2 separate regions of the Mus musculus genome follow, and region 2 is linked to region 1. The links are chromatin loops, found by intact Hi-C in ENCODE. Cell type or tissue: heart. All regions are shown on one strand. Each heading gives the region's core, and the rest is flanking DNA. Links, peaks and the distances in the headings are about the cores only. Region 1 overlaps Dnajc5b (DnaJ heat shock protein family (Hsp40) member C5 beta). Region 2 has its middle 23 kb from the start of Gm31320.

The links. Hi-C counts contacts between places; a loop is a spot of excess contacts. Peaks named below come from ENCODE experiments on the same cell type or tissue, not always from the same donor. Only the 100,000 strongest peaks of a DNase experiment are listed, where the experiment ranks them.
Region 2: it touches region 1 in a loop (5-fold over the local background); 7 of 42 quality-filtered maps call a loop at or near these places.

Annotation. Positions count from the first base shown.
Region 1 is chr3:19,516,578-19,527,311 of GRCm38, reverse strand. All of the region lies in intron 1 of Dnajc5b (DnaJ heat shock protein family (Hsp40) member C5 beta), which reads right to left. Among named protein-coding and RNA genes, the nearest start is that of Dnajc5b, 13 kb to the right of the region's middle. In heart, for the core only: a CTCF peak has its summit at 4,949 (motif pointing left); no DNase peak of the experiment used is centred there.
Region 2 is chr3:20,193,462-20,204,195 of GRCm38, reverse strand. No RefSeq gene overlaps it. Among named protein-coding and RNA genes, the nearest start is that of Gm31320, 23 kb to the left of the region's middle. In heart, for the core only: a CTCF peak has its summit at 5,081 (motif pointing right); no DNase peak of the experiment used is centred there; H3K27ac peaks cover 543 bases.

The DNA of each region.
Region 1 (10,734 bases), core at 946-8,945:
GGCTTCTATTGTGTTAAGTGAATTTGGAAAGGAAAAAGCAGCTCATTTCTTTGATTCTGTAAGATGAAGATGCTGTCGGCCACCACTGTGACAGTCTCTCAACTGTAACTGAGGAATGACTCTATAGAATCAAATGCTATATGGCACAGGAGAGTACACAGTTCCCTATTTTATAAGTTTTGTGAGTTTATAAGTTTTTAACCTTTTTTTTTCTTGGTAAGGTTATGTTCAAAGCCAACCAGCCTGGTTTCAAAGTTGAGTCTTATTGTCTTCCACGTGGAGAATTATATAAAATGGTGAATAACATTTTTATATAACTTTGAAGTTACAAGGGGCCTGAGATTTTAATTTGGGCAACTATAGAAATATGTAGAAAATATAGAACCTTAGGAGGCTATAGGGAAAAAACTAAATTAAAGTGCTCAAGAATGGCTGACACTGATCCTACGAGTGGTCAGGCCTATGGTCACTCAAACTAACCCAAAGCAAGATCCTGCGGTGTGCTTGGGCTAATGAGTTCCTTACACGGTATAGGGAGCTGTCCAGTTGAGAGTTGCTGCTGACCCCACATCAGAGAGGAGAAGCAGAGAGCTCTTCAGCTCAGTAAGGTGGAAAACACTTGCCAGCTGGGTGCCTGCCCTCTGCAAGAACTTTCCACAGCTCCGGTTTCCGAAGGAAACATTTGCTGAAGGTAACAGCATCCATGCGATTAAAAACAAAGTCAAATTAGGTTCCACAGGACTTAGCTCAAGCTCCAGTAACTAAAAGATAACATTTCTGTTGGCTTGGGTTTACACATGCTGCTCTCTTTACTCATCTCCTCTGTAAAACACAGAACAGCACATGGGCTCTTTAATACTTCCCATGACTATTGCAAAGTATCCATAGACAGAGTACAGACTCTTATAGCCCATTGCTTTCTGGGGCTAGTATGGGCTAATTGAGAAGGGGTGTGTGTGTGCATGTGTGTGTGCATGCATGTGTGTGCTGATTCTTGTGGTTTTATTTTTTACTCTAGCTTGTTTTTTTGTTTGTTTGTTTTATAAGGAGAAAGAGAGAGAGAAGGTCACAGGATTGGGTGGGTGAGGAAGTTGGGGGATCTGGGAGGAGTTGGGAGAGGGGAAACTGTGATCAGAATATATTGTATAAAATCTTTTTCAAAGTAATAATGTCAGGTGTGGTGGCACATGCCTTTAATCCCAGCACTCAGGAAGCAGAGGCAGGAGGACCCACTGTGAGTCTAAGACCAGCCTGGTCTAAATAGTGACAACCAAGGCTGCTATGTAGAGAGATCCTGACTGAAACACAGAAGTGACAAAATAGAAGGAGGAAGAGGAGCAAGGGGAGGAGGGAGAAGAGAGGGAGGAGGAGGAGCATCAGAAGGAAGGGAGGTTATTCTTTTCCTCCCTCCCCAAATCAGAACCTAGTGCACTGGAGGTGCTCTAAGAGTTTAGACATGCAATCCTGACAGGTTTTGTCTCAGGCTTCTAACTCATCGATAATCGAGTGATTTATACAAATGGAAACTGCTTCCTGTTCTGTCACGTGAGGCACTTTACCCAAAGCTTGGTGAGTCAAAGATGGCGGCCCCGAGGCTGGCGGTGGTGATAGGACACGGTGACATGGGTGATGCCGATGCTAGAGGCTGGAATAGCTGACTCTGATGCAACTATCTCATGTAAGTCCTAAAACCATGTAAGTAGTAAAACAAAGAGAGAGTTTCTCTATTTTAAGACTCAGTGTTATCTCAGTAGATTGACATTATTGCCTTCATGATCACACAAACAAAAACACTCTTTGAACTTCAGTCAGGCTTTTCCCTTTAGAACTGCAGTTGAGTGTGTCCTTGTGTGTGGCCTGAACACCATTGCAGAATGAGTCGTGAGAACTCAGGTGGTTTTGTTTCTATTATTATTACATTTATTTGTATACTTTGTGGCAGGACATTCATGTGCATGATGTGAATGTAAAGGTCAGAGAACAATATTGGAGAATAGGTTCTCTTTTTCTACCATGGGGATGTGTGTGTCCAGGGATAGACTCAAGGTACCTTTACCTGCTGAGCCATCTTGTCAGCCTAAGCTTAGAAGAGACTCTACCAGCTCAGTGTTTAATAACCCTCAATATCTTATCAACTTCCCCATGCCTCACACTTGGTGCCCTGAGCTCCTCTCAATAAGAACACTAAGTTCGCCTTCACCATCATTCTTCCTGCACTTGACATTCCCATCCTCGTATTTTTTTTTTCATCTGCTGGTCCAAAGTTTGCCCCTGGGTTATCAATCTTGACTGGCTCAGAACGGATCCCCATTCCATACATGGGATTCCCTTTCTGTGTTATAATTTATACTAAATAAAGCATGCTTATAGTACTTTTATAAAGAAAGTATTCGGGCTGGAGAGATGGCTCAGTGGTTAAGAACACTGACTGTTCTGCCAGAGGTCCTGAATTCAATTCCCAGCAACCACGTGGTGGCTCACAACCATCTGTAATGGGATCTAATGCACTCTTCTAGTGTATGTCTGAAGACAGCTGCAGTGCACTCATATAAATAAAAAAATTAATAAATCTTTAAAAAAAAGAAAGAAAGTATTCATTGAGTCATTTTATATTATAGTGTTATAAAGAAGACCAAGATGGGTGCAGCTAAGAAAATTACCCAAGAACTACATGTAGGAGACAGCCTGGATGAGACAAAGTTCTAACTCATTGAAGAGCTTTGCTTCATGAGTGTATAACTGCAGGGGGAATTGGGGCTTGCTGTTTCTTACCAACCCATGACCCAGGGAGTGATGACTGAGGGAAGCTCAAGAAAGCTAGAAGTGGAACTACTAATGAGGCCCACCTTACTTAAGTAAATCTCTAATCTGAGAACTATGTGACTGAGAAAATATTGACAGAGTCTTGTTACCTGCCTGGAAATACAATATATATTTCACATGTGTGAAATTTAAACACAGTGTTGCTTACTTATGATAAGAAATTGCTGTAATAAACCAAGGAAGTTTGAGCCCAACAGATGTCCTTCTTTGACAGAGTATCTGTACACAGAACCTTGGCCAGTGACTTCACAGGCCGCCCGTGTCTCCAGTTCAGATAAGCTCAAGTGACCTGCTCAGTGCAAAATTCTCTTTTAATAGGACATCAGTTATAAAGATTGTTCTGCACATTCTTGTGTGAATGCAGTCAGGCAGCCTACAAAAGAACGAGCACATGGAAACCGAGATATAGTATGTGTGGTGATGGCATCGGAGGATGACCCTGAAGCTGTATCTTAGCCCCCTTTCGAATGGAGCTTTAACTGGGTAACAGACGTATCCTGGAAAGAGAAGGAGATGCTAAAGATAAACCACACATATGCCACACTTGGCAACTCCCTAAATGCTTTCTTTTCACAAGTCACAGACATTTTAGGATCCCCTGTCTGGTTACCATGGTCATGTGATTTTTCCCAAAGAAAAACATCAACCATGAAAGGTTAAAAGCTGGGCTTGAGTGCTCAGCTATGAAACTGCATTTATATATTCTTGTTAAATTTGAAGAAGCTGAGCTGGACAAGTTAGCTTTAAGTGACAAAGTGTGTCCCTTCTTTGCGTACACATCTGCATCCCCATGTCTATGGTCACCAGGGAGGCTAAGTGGTTCTGTCTGTCTGTCTCCTGGCCCACTATGCTAGTACACCAAAGACTGCATAAATCTCTAGTGTCCCCAGTGGATCTTTGCAAGAACAGCTCACAGAATGGGTAGTCAGAACTCACTGAGTTGCAAGCAGCTAGTGGCTACAATCCTTGATCTTCCAGGTCTGGCCTTCAGCTCTTAGTCTTACTAAGTGTCAACTGGAGGTGCCTGGAACTGTACATCCACAGCTGAGCAGACTCTCCCAGTGATTGGAGTAGAAAAGCCCCTTTCAGAACATGATGGGTAACATTTTGAAGAAACCCTTACTTTCCAGACATGCAGGATCAGATGGGCCCCTGTGCTGATGCTGTCTTCTCAGCCGACCACTCTGCCTCCCATCCACAAGTTCTTATAGTGTATATCTCCTGGAAAGCAGTCCCACTGACACTCATCACCATTGAGCTACATGCTACCCACTTACAGCCCTGCTCCTCATCCTTCCAGACTCTTGGAAACATTACAAGGTTTTCTGGATTGTTCCACATCACAGACACAGACCATCCAGCTGTCCCTATCACCACAACTCCACAGATGTGAAAGCCACAAAACAGCCCCTCAGCTTTTCTCCCACTGCCTCCACACCAGACCTTACTTTTAGATATGTTACAACCAAGCCAAGCCAGCATGAAGGACTAGCCTCCAGAGGTAAAAACCTGGACCCATGGACTAGGTAGCTCTTGCATGTGACTAGGAATTGACAAGTATAATGTCATGGCTAGTTAGTTCAATGTCAACTTGACACACACAGAGTCTTCTGAAATTGAGAAAACACCTCCATGAGATCCAGCTGTAAAGCATTTTCTTAATCAGTAAGTGGTAGCGGAGGGACCCAGACCATGGTCAGCGAGTGGTGTCATTCCTGGGCTGGTGGTCCTGAGTTCTATAAGAGAGCAGGCTGAGCAAGCCATGAGAAGCAAGTCAGTAAGCAGCGCCCTCCATGGCCCCTGCATCATCTTCTCCCTCCAAGACACTGCTCTGAGTTCCTGTCCTGACTTCATTCAGTAGCAAACAGTACTGTGGAAGAGTAAGCTGATTAAACCCACTCCTCCCCAGTTGTTTTATCATGGTCATGGTGTTTTATCACAGCAAGAATAACCCTAACTAAGATATAGAAGGGTGAGTACCAAGCACTTATCTAGCTGCCTCTCTGTCCCAGGCTCCCGAGGCCCCTGTGCATGCACGTCTTTAAAAGGTCTTTTCTGAAACTTTCTTAAAAACTCAACTCAGTCCTAACACAAAGCTAACTTGCCATTCTATATGGCTGTGCTGCCCTCTAGTGTTCAAAAGGAGAGTAACCGTAAGCAGTCATTTTCAACTTCAATTATTTCTCACACCAAATCACCTGTTTCCCAAAGCCTGCAATCACAATGGTGATTCTATGTGTACTGGCTAGGTTATAATTTTAAATCTCGTGTGTGTTTCTGGACATCCCTACCCTTCCTCTCTAGCTCTTCCGGATACTTTGCCCTGACCCTTGGTATCCCTGCTACCTACAGATTCTCATCCTGGCACAGCCTCCGTCTGCTTCTTCATCTTCCCACGTAACCTTGGCATAGATCTCACTCTCTGCATACCATTCATCAGGCTGGGGGCCTTTTTGACCTCGTGTCCCTCTCAGTCACCACTTTCATCCTCCTACAGTCCCTTATCCTACACAGGTCCTTTACGTCTTCAGTCTTGTCAGCAAGCTCCAGCCTGGCACACACTCACCCTTGACCTGTCCTGCCAGCCACCTCCCTTCTAAATATGCCATTGTATTTATGACTCACTAACATGTCTGAACTCCCCAAATCTGTCAGTTGTGCCCCTTTCTCCAACCACCTTCCTGTTCATCTAAGACTGTCAGACTAAGTCTAGCTAGCTATGCCTTTGTCAACATCCCTAACTCTTCAAAGCTCTTCACACTTGACTGTGTGTCTCCCAGTGGAGTACAGTCTTACCCACAGGAACTGCTGAGCTATTCCTAGAAAGCACTCACGTTCCTATTGATTCAGTGGAGACTTGCACCAATCGACTGGTCTCCTCACCATCCCCACCTTGCTTCTAGCAAAAGACACCAGCTCTTAACTTGGGGGAGAAATGGTGTTCTGTTGTCAATAAAGCACTTTCTTGTGGATATATTTGATGCATGCAACAACTGAGACAAAGTCTTACAAGCCAACAAGCCAGGCCCACAACACTGTCATAAAGAAACCACAGTTATTAACAGAACCTGGGTAGGAACATGCGTCCTAACTCTGAGAACCCCTGCCATGAATGAAGTTGGTTCTCTGTCCACAGGCTCTAGGGAGCCCTTGGTCACCACCTCTGGAGAGTGCTGCTTCCATACAGAGCCTCCACTGTTGGCAAAGCACCTGCAGTTCATTTATTCCAGGCTAAAGGAAGAAGTGAAACAGGCTTGAAAGCAAGATACTTCTTCTAATTTGAGAATTGTTAGTACTGAGGGTTGTGCTTCCTTGTGTGCCGATTGGTCTGCCATCTTCAGAAGCCTTGCCTAAGATTGTTCACTTTCAATGATATGGGTCACAGCTTTGGAACCAGTACCACGTGGAAAGTCAGACCAAGTTCTTCTGGAAGGAAAACTCCACAGAACGGAGGAGGCACGTGAGTACAGGTTGTGACAGTGGGATGGAGAATTCACTGACCTAAGTGCAGTACACTTAAACCATGAGCTGATTTCCTCTGAATACATGATATTCACAGAAGTAGCTAAGGCCACTTCTGCTGGGAATAGAGGACCTAACTGAGTCACTTAACAGGTGATAGGACTCACAGCCCTTTCTTGGGCCTTCTACAGAAGTATGACGACCATGCAGCCCTGCTTTAGTCAGTAAAGTGTGTCCCCCTCTGTCCCCATTTTTCTTCTAATACATCTTTCTTTGCACTGCACCTATACTGCTGCTGTACGTGATGCTGATCTTCAACAGGAGCCTTCCCACAGATGCTGCCACAGATGTGGCCTGCTCTGTGATCTGTGCACACTGGATGGGGCCAGGAGGGTCCCCTCACTCCATGCCCTCAGAGCTGATATCTACAGGCTACACTAGAAGACCTGGCCCGGGAGATGTAGCTTGTAAGTGGACTTGGGTAAGGAACTCATTCTTTTCAGTCTTAGGGCTTCTCTCTGAAAAAATTAGGTGCTTGCTGTTGTCGAAGTCAACTCAACAGCACTGTGGGGACTAAGTATATTATCATAATGAATGGAACTCCAGGAGCAACCAGAGAGGGTTTATAAGGGTCCAGGACAAAGGAATCTGTGTGTATAAGATAGATTTAGGCACTTCGAGTTAAGCGTGTTACTAAACAGTGTTTTCTTAAAGTGTGGAGCAGGAGGGGGATGGGCAAAGACCGGCAGCACTGTTGAACAAGCACCATCGCCATAGAGGAAGGCCCAACCCATGCTGGATGAATCAGCAGGCAGCATGCACCTATGGCATGATTGATGTGCGAACATTTTAAGCTGTTTATAAAAAAAATGGGGGAGGAATGGAACAGGATTGGACTGGCCCATGGGGACAGTTTTGAAGAGATGTTTCAGAATCCTTACCCATTCCAGCCTATGACAGACCTGGCATGCTGCCCCTCTACAGCCAAGTGGGCAGTGGGGGAGCACAGAGCTGTGATAAGCCCTGAAGATTGGACATCTGAAGCACAAGGGTAGGGCTTTCAGTAAACAGTTACTGCTAATGTTCCACAGAGCCCTTTCAAAGCAAAGGAGAGGGGGGCCCTTCTAGTAGCTGCATGCTGCCCAAGGCCAGCATGTTCACACATGAAGACAGGACAGTGCTTTCCCTGAGCTTTGAGCAATAGCTAAGGCCTTCAGTGCTTTCTTCCTAGGGAGGGAGCAACTCTGAGACACTTGGGAAACTGCCCACACCCAGCTAAGGCATGTAAGAGGGCTGGGATCCCAGCTCTCTTTTAACAAGTTAAGCTACTTAGATAAACTTACTCAACTCTCCGGACTTCTTTCTGCATTTCTAAAATATACAAACGTGGTACAGTCAAAAAAGCGTTTAGCAGATGGAGACTGGATGGCTTTTCACTTAGGATCATTGTTTCAATTAATTGTTCTCTGGTGAAATGGCTAATTCTATGTGCCAACTTGCCTGGCTACAGGGTGCCTAGATATTTGTTCTAACATTACTCTTTTTGTGTGAATGTGTATTGGTATTTCGATCAGTAGACCCCAAAAAAAGCACCTGCCACTCATCTTCAGCTAGAGACTTATAGAGATCAAAAACGTACCCTCCCTGAGATTAGAGTGCATACCCTCTCATCTCCTGAAAGACAGCTCGCTGCAGAGACAGCTGCTTTCCAGTTTTCCTTGAGTCTCAGGACTGCTCACTCTGGATCCTAGGATTTGTTAGCTTCCAAATCATAAAAATCAATACCTTATTTTATAAATATACCCTATTGGTTCTGTTTCTCTGTGGAAACCCAAATATAGTATGCACTAAACAGTGATTTCTTAAAAGTGTTAACATTAAAGAAAGTAACATCTGCTTGTAAAGGCACTTAAAATTCTGTTTCTAAGAAGCAGAGAAAATAACCATAATGTGCTATTCAGTGGGTAGACCTGATTTTCTAAACCCAAAATGTACAGCAAGGATTGGGGAAGGGAGACTTGACGCTTTGAGTAAGACATTTTAGATTTCTATTATTTATTTCCTCTTCTTTGTATAGTTCTCTGAATTTTAAGAATGGTATTATTTGTGCTATGGTTTTACAGTGCATTTGCTAAGAGGAAATCACTGAAAAGCAAACCTGGTTGTGCTAGAGTCAAGAAACCACTCTGTCTGCCTCTGCTGCAGTGCATACAGATAGTGAGGAGCTCCTCCAAGCTTGGGCCCAAGAAGGCGGTCACAAAATCCCAGAGACACAGAAGGGGAGGCAAGAGGGAGTGCAGACAGTCCCATCTCCCCATTTGTAGGGCTCATACACAGAACAGCATCCTTAACATTAGTGAGGAGATGCTCTGTATCTTGAGGATAGAAGGATGCCTTAAATGCTTTGTAAGGATGGAATAGAAGGAATGTAGGACCTGGGGCTCCAGCTGGTGCTATCTCTTCCTGTTTGTCCAGGCGTGACCTTGACAAGAAAGGATGATGTAGGAAATGGACTGTCAATGAGGTTAAAGAATGCTACTGCTTACTGATTTCCTAGTGTTGGCTTTGGTTCCCAAAACTCAGACACTGCAAGGAGCATTAAGAAGTCTACAAAGACTATTAGATGACTGGGACAGCCAAAGATTCATTTTCCAGTGAAGACCCAACTGAAATATGAGCTAGAGTGAAAAGAAAGTGGTCCATTGCAACTTAGAGTATGAAGAAGACAGGGGTTATGTGTCAACATTTTCCAGGAAAAGGCAGCAAGACTGTTATGAACAATTTAATTCAAGCAGTTATTTATCCACCAAGGTGTATCAGATTCCAGGGTGTCTTGGATGTTGATAATGTTTAGCATCTGTATCATCAGATGAAGGCTTTAAAAATCAAGGTATCTTAGATCTTCATCAGCATTGTTAACATTTTTATCTCTGAAAAGGAAGTAAAATCTTTGTTTCTCTGGAGTTTGATTCTGACTTACAAAGAACTAGTCATTGATTGCCTGATTGCTGGAGTGGGGTTGGGGGGCGGGTCGGTGGGCTGTGACAGTTTTTAGCTTATAATTAAGCCCCTGATGTAACTGAATGCATATAGGAATTTTTGGAGATTATGACATATTTGGAGGAAAAAATGATTTATTGTAAGAAGTACTTGGATCTAAGACAAGTTTATATTACAGTGATAGGTGATTCAAGAAGAAATCTAAGCTTATATGACTGCAGAAGACCCCTTCTTGTGATTAACAATGTGAAAATGGTGGAAAGAGAGTACTAGTGACAGAAAGTGGTTTCAAGCTCTGGACCTTTCAGCAGCTGAAAGCTATACAAAAAGTAAGGACAAGAGGACTTATAAAAACCATACTTTACTTACATGTTCATGCATAAGTAAATGTAGATATGTTCATTGTAGATATTAAGCATAAAGCTGATCTTATAAGCTAATATAAAAATAGTACAATAGAAATACATTTGTGGTTTTTAAAAATCAAATCACTGGGCCTAAACATAGAAGCCCGTCTAGATCAGAAGGTGCCAGACTTCAAGAGTCTTGCTGAAGGCAAGTACCAGAACCATTCTCAAGGACAAGAGCTGGACTCATTCAGGACAACTGGAAGGTCTGAAGGTCTTGCTCATGGAGAAACAGCAGCTTCAGAGATGGACATATAATACTGCATGGTACTGTGCTCGCCTCAAGGACAATAGAGTGTAACATTCCTGCAAACATACTCAGAAAAATAAGGAGCATGGTCACAGCAGTGACTGTGGAGGCATCACCCAGTGCTTGGGAAATGTGCAAATGCCACTTCCAGTCCTAGTGCATGGAGCCTATAGCCTTAGTTAGGATAGATGAACTGGGGCCCTCACTCCAATTCAGAATATACTGCATTGTTGCTCACAAAATAGTCCCTTTGGATTCATGTCAGTATCTTTTTAAAAATATATTTATCTTGTGTTTAAATTATTTTGAAATTATAATTGCATAACTTCTTCCTTTTCCTTCCTCCAAGCCTTCCATATACCTTTCCTTGCTCACTTGTTAATCCATGGCTTCTATTTCTTTTACACACACACACACACACACACACACACACACACACACACACAATGCATCCGTATAACCTGCTCAGTCCATATAATGTTACCTGATAGTATATCTCAGGGCTTACCACTGGTATTGGATAACCACTGGAGGCTCTTCCATGGAGAAGACCATCTCTCTCGAAATTTCCCAATTGCCTGTAACTGTTTCTCTAGGACTGAGGCCCTGACATTTTCCCCCTTCCATATGAGTATGTCCACTAATATGTTTTATGTGTATATATCTCTTCCTGCATGTATGTGCACCCTGTGTGTGTGTGTGTGTGTGTGTGTGTGTCCACAGAATAGGTCATTGGATCCCTTGAACCTGAGGTTAAGGACAGTTGTGAATCAGTGTGTACACGCGAGTAAC
Region 2 (10,734 bases), core at 1,654-9,653, 680 kb before region 1:
CTCAGAGGACCCAACTGCTCCTTAGTCTACCGCACTCTCTCCAGGGAACTAGGTATTCCTCAGGGAGTTATCTCCCAAGCCTCTAGAACCTCAGTGGTAAGGACCCTTCACTGTGATCTTCACCATGCTGCCAGCTGTGACATCAGTGTTGGTATCAACTCTCCATACTCAAGAGAGCACCTATGCAAGATGAATGGTCTGTACAACAGCTGAGACCTTCTACCCTCTGGTTCTGTAGTAAGCCCCAAATAAGGGGTCAGGATGGCCAAACCAGGGCACCTCCCTCCTCAATTGGTGCCAGTGTCCCTTTTCCCAGTTACTCCCCCTGATAATAGGTCTCCTCATTCTCATTTGCCTATCTTTTCCTTTTATTCCCCTGCCTCCCCAGCCTTCTCCAAAAGCAGATTTAAGAGGTCTCCTAGCTATAATAGTTAACCAGATGCCACTTCACCTAAGTCTCCCCTGAGCACTGATCCACCAACTCCCAACTCCCTGACTTCATGCCATCCCTTTTCAGCAGGAAGTAGCCAAATATGAACCTGTGCCGATACACCCAAAGAGGTCGGGATGTTCTGTTGGAGGCTCTGGCTTGCCCACCCCCACCCCCATATGCTCTAACAAATGCCATTTCTCCCTCTCTCTCTAACTTTGCCCACTTGGAAAGCCTCTGAACAGAAAAGACACAAAAAAGCCTAACCCCACATTCCTGACAGCTGTCACAAACCCCCTCACCTAAAGTTACCAGTCACCCAAGCCCCTGTCCCCAACCACAGTCTATAAAAACCTTATGCCATAGTCTTCCTGGAATCTTTTGCCTGTCTAGTCCCCTGAGACAGGTGAACTCTCCCAGGAGCCCATACTCAAATAAATGTGCCTTTTCTACTTTTAATTCAGCTAAATTGGCTTATTTCTTTGGCAGAGAAACCCCATCAGGAAACAGCCTTGAACTCACTGGCACAGGAAAAGACTTCTGAACAGAACACCATTAGCACAAGAGCTCATATCAACAATTAATAAACAAATGGGAACTCATGACTGGAGAATCTTCTAGCAAAGAACACCATCACTCTGACAAAGTGGCAGCCTACAGAATGGGAAAATAGTTTTTTAGCCAATTCCATATCAGATAGAGGGCTAATATCCAAAAATATATAAATAACTTAAGACTCTAGATAGCAAGAAAACAAATAACCCAGGTTTTTTTTTAATGTGGTACCTATCTAAACAGAAATCTCAATAAACAAAACTCAAATAACTGAGAAACACACAAGAAACGTGTGCCATCCTTAGCCACCAGGGAAATGCAAGTCAAAACTACTTTAAGATTGTGTCTTACACCTGCTAGAATGGCTAGTAACAGCAAAAAAAAAGTGACAGCGTATGCCGGTGACAATGTGGAATAAAAACTCATTGGGTGCTAGAAGGAGTGCAAATTCATAAGACACTATGGACATCAGTGTGGATATTCCTCAGGACACTGGGAATCGATCTACCTTAAAATCCAACTATACTACTCTTGGTCATATACCCAAGAGATGCTTCCTATCAGTAAGACACTTGCTCAATCATGATCCTTGCTGCTCTATTCATCATAGTCAGAAACTGGAAACCACACAGATGTCTCTCAACAGAAGGGGTAAAGAAAATGTGACATATTTACACAACGTAGTATACTCAGCCATTTAAAAAAGATGAAATGATGAAAGTTGAAGGCAAATGGATGGATCTACGGGGGAAAAGCCTCATAAGTAAGCGATCCCTGACTCAGAAAGATAAATATTTGCTTATATGTGGATATTAGCTGTGAAGTCAATGATAGTCAAGCTACAATCCACAGAAATACAGAAGGTAAGGAGTTAGGGATGAGAGGGGACAGATGGGTCTTGTTAGGAAAGAGATAGAATAGATAGCTATGGAAGGGTTGAGTCTGAACGGGAACATGAAGTGGGGAGGAGGTTGATGAAGAGAATATGGGCCCTCCCTCCCCCACATACCTATCCTGATAGAAAGCTATGAAGGCTCTCTATAATTCCTTTCCTATCATTTCCCTGTATTCCTACACTAGGCTCAGCTGTAGGATCTTGCTATAGTTTAAGCCTCCATCTTCCTTTCCCGAATTTCCCCTATTACCAGTTTGCACCAAGATGGGGCTTCAGATATGCATTGCTTTTTCTGTTTTAATTATAGTTTTCTAATTTAAAACAATTTTATATTTAAATAACTTTTAATAATGGTTTTCTCTCTCTCAGGTCCTTTCACTGTCTTTCCCCTCCCTACCTACCCAACTTTAAATTCTTTCTCAAAAAAACCAAGACAAAACAAAACAAAATCACAATACAATTACAAGCCCCAAACTCCCAAAACAAAACAAAAAAAGTCTCCAAATAACCCATCAATCTGTAAACAAATAGAAGTAAAACAACACACCCACACACAGAAAGCTGTGGCGTCCATTTTATATGTTGGCCAACTACTCCTGAACATGCAGCCAGTCCTTGAGTGGTTGATATACCCAGTGTTGCTCTACTGGAGAAAACTGACTTTACTTCTCCCAGCAGGTATAAGTGACAGATCCGTTGTTAATCTTTACCCTTGTGGCTACGTTTTCATTCATTCATTCATTCATTCATTCATTCATTCATTCACTCATTCACCCATTTAAAAGATATAATAAAATAAAATATAATAAGATAAAGCAAAACCCATCACATCAAAGTTGGACAAGACAAACATACAGAAGGAAAAGATCAAGAAAAGGCACAACAAACAGAGACCCACTGGTTCACATTCAGGAATCCATAAAAACAGTAAACTAGAAGCTACAGTCCGGACTCAGAGGACTTGGTGCAGGCCCGTGCATGCCCTATGCATGACAGTTCAGTCTTTGCGAGTTCATATGAGCTTTGCTCGTGTTGATTTAGAGGGCCTTGGTGTTTAGTGTCTTCCACCCTCTCTGGGGTTACACTCTTTTTGCCTCCTCTTCCACAGGATTCCCTCATCTCTGAGGGGAGGGATTTTATGCCAACATCCTATTTAGGATTGAGTGTTCCAATATTTCTTACTTTCTGCATATTGTCGGACTATGAATCCCTGTATTTGTTCCCATCTACTTCAGGAGGAAGCTTCTCTGATGGTGATGGTTGAACAAGGCACTGATCTATGAGTACAGTGGGATATCATCAAGAGTCACTTTATCACGATATTTTTGTTTGTTTGGTTTTTTTTAGACCAATATTTAGACTGCTTCAGTTCCGGTCCTGACTTCCTTTGGTGACGAACAGCAATTTGGAAGTTAGCTGACTAGACTTTTCATTCCCAACTTGCTTTTTGGTCATGGTGTTTTGTTCCAGCCAGAAAAGACGTGCTGATTTCCTCTCTTGTGTATTCTCTATAATTGGGACCAATTAATTACCAAAGCCTTAATAAATGAGATTATCTTGGCCTTGTATAATACCACTGGCAATTGAAGTCATTTGTTTTAAAATAAATAGGCAATAACTGGCAATTTGTGCTTCAGAATTATCCTGCAGCTGGATCTGTTTTATCAAAGGTAAAAAGAAATCAAATGGGCTTTGTACCTTAGCCTTTTCTCAGACCTTTGAGTGCTTAAAACCAAACTTGAAGAATAAACATAGCAAAAACATAAGAGGTAAAAGGACAAACACTTTGGAGGCTCTTACTCCCAGTTAAACTAGGCCCAGGACATAAATCGGTAACCTGTTGTCTTGCTCAGAGAGACTGTGAAGACCCAGATGTTGAAACATAACCAGTATATATTCTATAAACCAGAGTCAACACGGGAAAAAAAATGTCCTCAATAATTCATTCCAAAGAATTCACATTGTAATGTGTCTTAGAGTTTTCCTGCTGTGAACAGACACCATGACCAAGGCAACTCTTATAAGAATAACATTTAATTGGGGCTGCTTATAGGTTCAGAGGTTCAGTCCATTGTCAAGGTGGGAACATGGCAGCATGCAGGCAGGCATGGTGCAGGAGGAGCTGAGAGTTCTACATCTTCATCTGAAAGCTGCTAGCAGAATACTGGCTCTCAGGCAGCTAGGATGTCGGTATAAAAGCTCACACCCACAAGGCTGCACCTACTCCAACAGGGCCACACCTCCCGACAGGCTACTCCCTGGGCCAAGCATATGCAAACCATGACATAATGGGTTGGTCTTGTAATGCTGTGTATTCTCATGCTCAATGCTGGTTCCCAAGATCTGGTTCTCCCCAGTGAGGAGTTCCTCGGGGATGAGGAGATCTTTACGTATATCAAATGATGCTTCAGATCTTTGCTCCAGAATCCTAAAAGGCCTTCCATTAGGTCTTCCCGTATAACAAAGAAATAAGAAGTGACCGTTTCCAGAAAGGAAGTCATATAAAACTACCCTTGAGAATGAACTCTCTTAAGAGAGAGATTGTTATCCTCTCTCTCTTAATATACATTTTTATATGTAAATATATATACATTTTGCACAGTTTTACACTTTTTGGGGAAGATTCCATTGCCTGCTTTTCCAGGGGACCCAGGTTCTATTCTCAGCGCCCACCTGCAGCTCACCACCCTCTGTAACCACAGTTCCTCTTCCGGTGTCTGTGGCACTGCACGACATGGTGTATGTTCATGCAGGCCAAACATACATACATAAAATATAAGTGTTAAGTAAAGACAGCTCTTGCCTCACAAGCAGCACTGTTGTACTTAATATCCTAGCCATTGCCAGTTCTGTCCGTTGGCATCAGCCTGTGCACCTCCCATGCCAGGGCCTTTATTAAAAATTCTTTCTGTCTCTGCCAGCACACAAAGCAAAGGAAAAGGATCTTCGCTGCTCTTAACTTCCACGTTCATAGACCAGACTCGCAAATACCCACAGAAGTTACATTCAAAGTGAGACTAGTATTTTATTATGGTTAAGCTGAAATAACAAAATACTATAGACAGCAAAAAATTATTTTCTCACTTCTACCAGACCAGGGTCTCACTCGCATGACCCCACTGCATCTTTAGAGACTTTATCCCCAAACTCAGCAAATCACTCAGTCACGCCTTGGTGGGAATAGCGTCCAACAGTGGCAGATCTGAACCACAAGGTGGCGCTGCTACTCAACTCCTAAACCTTGTCAGGCCCGTTTTGTTTTGTATTATTTTGTTTTGTTTTGTTTTGTTGTTTTGTTGTTGTTGTTGTTTTTGTTTGTTTGTTTGTTTGTTTTTTTTTTTTTTTTTTTTTGCTAAAACCTTCAGAATTTGAGAGAAGCTAAAAAGCTGGATGAATTTTTTTTTTTTTTTTTGAGTGATCATCGCTTTCCCAATGAAAAAGATAGGTAAAACTGAAGACGGGGACCATGTGGTTCTACAAAGACTTTCATCTGCATAAGAAAAAGATGGAATCTTTCATAAAGAAAATACAAGGATTCTGTGACATCCACTTCATACCGGACTCATATGAAACCCCCAAATTACCTGTATAATATGCTCAAGATTGAAAGATTGTCATCAGCCAGTTTGTCCAGTGCATACTTTGCAGTTATATAACACTAAGGCTGAGTTTTCTCTGGTCTATTAAGACAGGTGAGGAAGATAGTAAGACCACAGTTACATGTATAAACAAACCTGTAATTTATACAGTGTATTTATAGGCACAGTAATGAGCTGACTTCTCCAGACAACTAGCCTCCACAGCTAGCCTTCATGGTGACTTGCATTGCCTTGGTGTCTAGGTTAATGGGAAACAAGGATGAACTCCATCCCACCTGGATCTCTAGCCCACTGGTCTGCGAGAGAACCCAGGCAGTAGATCTCTAGACCGTCCTCCCTCAGCCTCAGAGGCCCCCTGGGCTTGGACACCTTGTGGAGACAAGCATGGAACAATTACTGTTAGAAATGCCCATGGACAAAGACAATGAGATCCAGAGACTCACCTAAGTTCCCTCCGTTTATGTTATGGTCAAACATCTAATCACCTTTCTTCATACACTGGCTCCCGTTTCTTTCTCCCCCGCAGGAGGAGGCTTGTTGCCACATGACAAGCTTTCTTCATAGCTTCACCCTTGACTATGATTTCCAAGCAAAAGTCTGTGGCCTATTTCTTGTGCCAATTCCCGTTGTCATGTGACTCATGTGAGGGCTTCGGACGTTTCCACCGAGCCGGTGGATTTTAGATAAGGAACTACAAGCACGAGCACTTCCCTTTCAGTTAAAATCCACTCCGCCTGGCTGATGGCATTTGCTTGGTTTTGATCATCTCCCTTCTACTCTGTCACCTCCCAAGATTTATTTCCTTGCCAAATATCTCTAAATTTTCTTGTTTGAGTTACTCATATTGCTTCTTGAACCAGAAAAAAACTAAGTTCAAATTTCAGATCTGCCAACTTGCATCAATTGTATAAAGAATTAATTTATGCCATACACAACAGCTTCTAAACACAGGCTGAGTTTCTGGCCAGGAAAAGCATTCTTATCTTAAAAGAAGAGTAATCTTCTCAAACAGGTTCCTCGTGGCTCGTCAGATTTCTTTTATGGGGGAGACATCAGCAACCTAGAATATTGTAGTGAATGCAGACCAGAAATTAACTGAGTTACTATGTTTCTAAAACACACTCAGGGTGTTGCCTCCTGTGGCCTGGTCCTTTCTGATCAAGCTCTTCTTCCAACAAATCTAAACATGGTCCCATGCCCTGTACCAATTACATCCCTCCTCTCACCCTCCTCTCGTATCAAATCAAAACCACTGGTCTCAGGGACCTATCTCCTAGTCCTTCTGGATTGTAATAGCCTTCGCCTACCTAAATGAAGATCTGTGACATGCTGAGCTGTCAGGTAATCTCAGTGACTGAATTCTGGTCCCTGACCTGGGGTGTCTAAGGTCTGACACGGTCACCTCTAACCTGAGTAATCCATAGACTCACATAGGAGCTAGATCTTAGGATAGGTTTGCATGCGGACGAGGTCTTCTCCTCCATCTCACTTTAACTACCTTGTCCCATCTATCATCTATTTGGGAGAACACAGGATATTTGAGCATACTCCAGAGTCAGACATCATGGCACTACCTGCAATCTAAACAGTGCGAATGATAAGGAGAAATCACTTTTCTATCAATTCAACACTAGGCTGGGAAAACTAACAATAAACCTTTAAAAAAAAAAGGCATTAAAGACAAGTGAGGGAACCAGGTCACCTCTCCAGTCTACAGAATAAAAAGAAAAAAAAATCAGTATTAAATCCAGTGTCTGAATGGTGGAGAACCCTTGCTCATTCTCAAAAACTAAGTACAGCTAGAGACACAAAATTAGGATCTACACCTGCTAAGGATGTTCATCAACAGTCTCCATAGAATTACAGGGCAGATTTGTTGTGACAAGACCCTTTGACAAAAAGTGTGACCTTACGTTAGTACAAACATGAGACGTCTTTAGAGTAGACTCAAAGAGCAGCCTGAGCATGACACAAAATTAGAAGATGAGATGAAAAGTGATGATCAGGGAGAAGCCAATCAGAATTGTGAGAATCAGAACAGTACCTAGAAATAGTACCTAGAACAGTACCTAGAAATAGTACCTAGAAATAGTACCTACAACAGTACCTAGAAATAGTACCTAGAACAGTGCCTAGAAATAGTACCTAGAACAGTATCTAGAAATAGTACCTAGAACAGTACCTAGAAATAGTTCCTACAACAGTACCTAGAACAGTACCTAGAAATAGTACCTACAACAGTACCTAGAAATAGTACCTAGAACAGTGCCTAGAAATAGTACCTAGAAACGGGAAAAATAAATGTTGATTTTTTACTATCACTTTGTTCTGTACTCTGCCCACAACTTTAATTTTATGATTCTGGATATTGGTAAATTAAAAGTCAACACATCAGTACTAACCATTCAAAATGCAATAGACAGGCTAATGCCAATGCTGGATTGCCTTGACTGGTTTTAAATTGTGTTGTGCTTCCCATGGCTTCCCCTCATCTGTTATAAAGGAGGTTCAAAGCAGACAATTGAGCTTAGAATTTACTTCTGATTCTAACAAGATGTGATCCTTCAGTCACTCAATGTCTTGGATTTATTCTAGAAGTACTCACTTGACTTCAGAGTGTTCTAACAGGGTAGCATAAGTTCAAAGCACCTGGAAACCAAACTGGAAGACAATTGCAAAGCTCTGAGAGTGTTGCTCTCCCCTGGCTTACTTACGAAAATAACGATCAGCAATGATCTTAGTGACGATCTAGAGAAATGCAATGAGAAGCCTCTTAGGACAGTTTGATTTGATGATTAGACCATGTCTGGAGAACTCAGTGCTGGCTCCTCTGACCACCTGCCAATATTTTGCTTGTATTGTTTATACTGACCTGTTATACTAAATCCACAGCATCTATTACGCAAGAGTTGTTACAAATAAAAGTAGTTGTAGATTTTTGTGTAGATTGCATATGTGCGTATGTGCACATATGTGCACATTTAAGTGTACAGGTAAACATGTGTGCGTGGTACATTGGTGCCTGTGGATATAGTGGCCAAAGGAAAGCTTCACGTGTTATTCCTTAGAAAAAAAGTTGTCCAAACACAGTTCTGAAGACAGAACCTCCTCGCTCATTGTCTGGAAGCTCACCATGTAGGCTAAGTTGCTAGCCAGTAAGCCCTAGAGACCAGCCAACCCCACCTCTGCTGCCAGAGCCCACTGGGTCCTGCTTTTCTTATGTAAATCCTGGGAAAACTCAGGTGGGTAGTTTATCTCCCCAGCCCTGAGCAGATTCTTATGTCAAAAACAACCAGGGAAAAAAGAAAATGATTAGAATTCAATGATATTGATTAAATGTAAGTTCCTAAAGTGTACATTTTATGATGTTAGCTCATTGAATTCACCACTATTATGTAAATTAGACAGGGGAGAGCAGACAGAGATTTTCATAAATTACCTTTTCAGATTACACACAGTTTTATGCTTAACAGTACATATGGAGCCTGTGTTGAAAGGCATGAAACATTTGATTTCAATTTTTCAGAAAATGAGTGTTGTTTACTTTCAGACGACCTGATAAAGAAATACCCCAAACCGCATGATTTCATGAATTCCTAAAGTCAGGGACAAGAAGACATGGGCGGCTCTTGGAGCTGCTGGCTAAGCCAAACCTATCTATACTTCCTGGTCTTTCTATACAACATACTTTCAACTGTGCACAAACTGCCAAAAAAACCCAAACCAAACCAAACCAAACCAAACAAACAAACAAAAACCCTATTCTAATCTAATCAGGAAACAGCACAAATTTAAATTTCTCACAAGTGCATTTTTTTTAGGACACACATTTACAATCACCAACTATTTTTTTTAAGGAATGTAGCAAAAATATCTTTTGCTTCTCAGAAATATTATGAAATCACTAATTCTTCCAAGTCACATTTTTAGACTATCTATACAAGGTCAAGAGAAAAGGGTATCGGCTGTAACACTATACAACTTATGTATTCCATTGTTAAGCTATGCAAAGTAAGCTATGCTTCTAACATTTAAATAGACATCTGAATATTTTGACTTTGAACCAAAATAAGCCAATTGTATATACATCTAAATTAGCTTTTTTATTTAAAAGTTGAGTAATTCTTAAAAGAATAATTCATTTTCTCATTGCAAAAACAAAACAAAAAACAAAAAAAAACAAATTCTTTGGGAGGAGGTCATCTCAAATAGCAATTTTTAAATTTTTTTCTTTTATTGGACATTTTCTTTATTTACATTTTATAAATGTTATTCCCTCTCCAGGTTTCCCCTCTGAAAAATCCCTATCCCATCCTCCTCTTCCTGCCTCTATGAGGGTGCTCCCCCTTCCCATTCCTGCCTTCCTTCCCTGGCACTCCTCTACACTAGGGCATCAAACCTCCACAGGACCAAGGGCCGCTCCTCCCACTGATGTCCAACAAGGCCATCATTTGCCACATACCAGGCCCAAGCCATGGATCCACCCCCCATGTGTATTCTTTGGTTGGTGGTCCAGTCCTCAGGAGCTCCGGGGGTTCTGGCTGGTTGACAATGTATCTCCCCCCACCCCCATGAGGTTGCAAACCCCCTCAGCTCCTTCGATCTCTTCTCCAACTCCTCCATTGGGGAACCCATACTCAGTCCAATGGTTGGCTGTGAGCATCCACCTCTGTATTTGTCAGGCTCTGGCAGAGCCTCTCAGGAGACAACCATATCAGGCTCCTGTCAGGAAGCACTTCCCAACATCCACAATAGTGTCCATATTTGATGACTGTATATGGGATGGATCCCAGGTGGGGCAGTCTCTGGATGCCTTTCCTTCTGTCTCTGCTCCACTCTTTCTCTCCAAATTCCCTCCTATGAGTATTTTGTTCCCCCTTCTAAGAAGCACTGAAGCATCCACACTTTGGTCTTCCTTCTTCTTGAGCTTCATATGGTCTGTGAATTGCAACTTGGGTATTCCAAACTTTTGGGCTAATATCCACTTATCAGTAAATGCATATTATATGTATTCTTTTGTGACTGGGTTACTTCACTCAGGATATTTTCAAGTTCCATCCATTTGCCTGACAATATTATGAAGTCAATGTTTTTAATAGCTAAGTAGGATTCCATTGTATAAATGTACCACATTTTTTTTTTATCCATTTCTCTATTGAGAAACATCTGAGTTGTTTCCAACTTCTGGCTATTATAAATAAGGCTGCTATGAACATAGTGGAGCATGTGTTCTTATTGCATGTTGGAGCATCTTC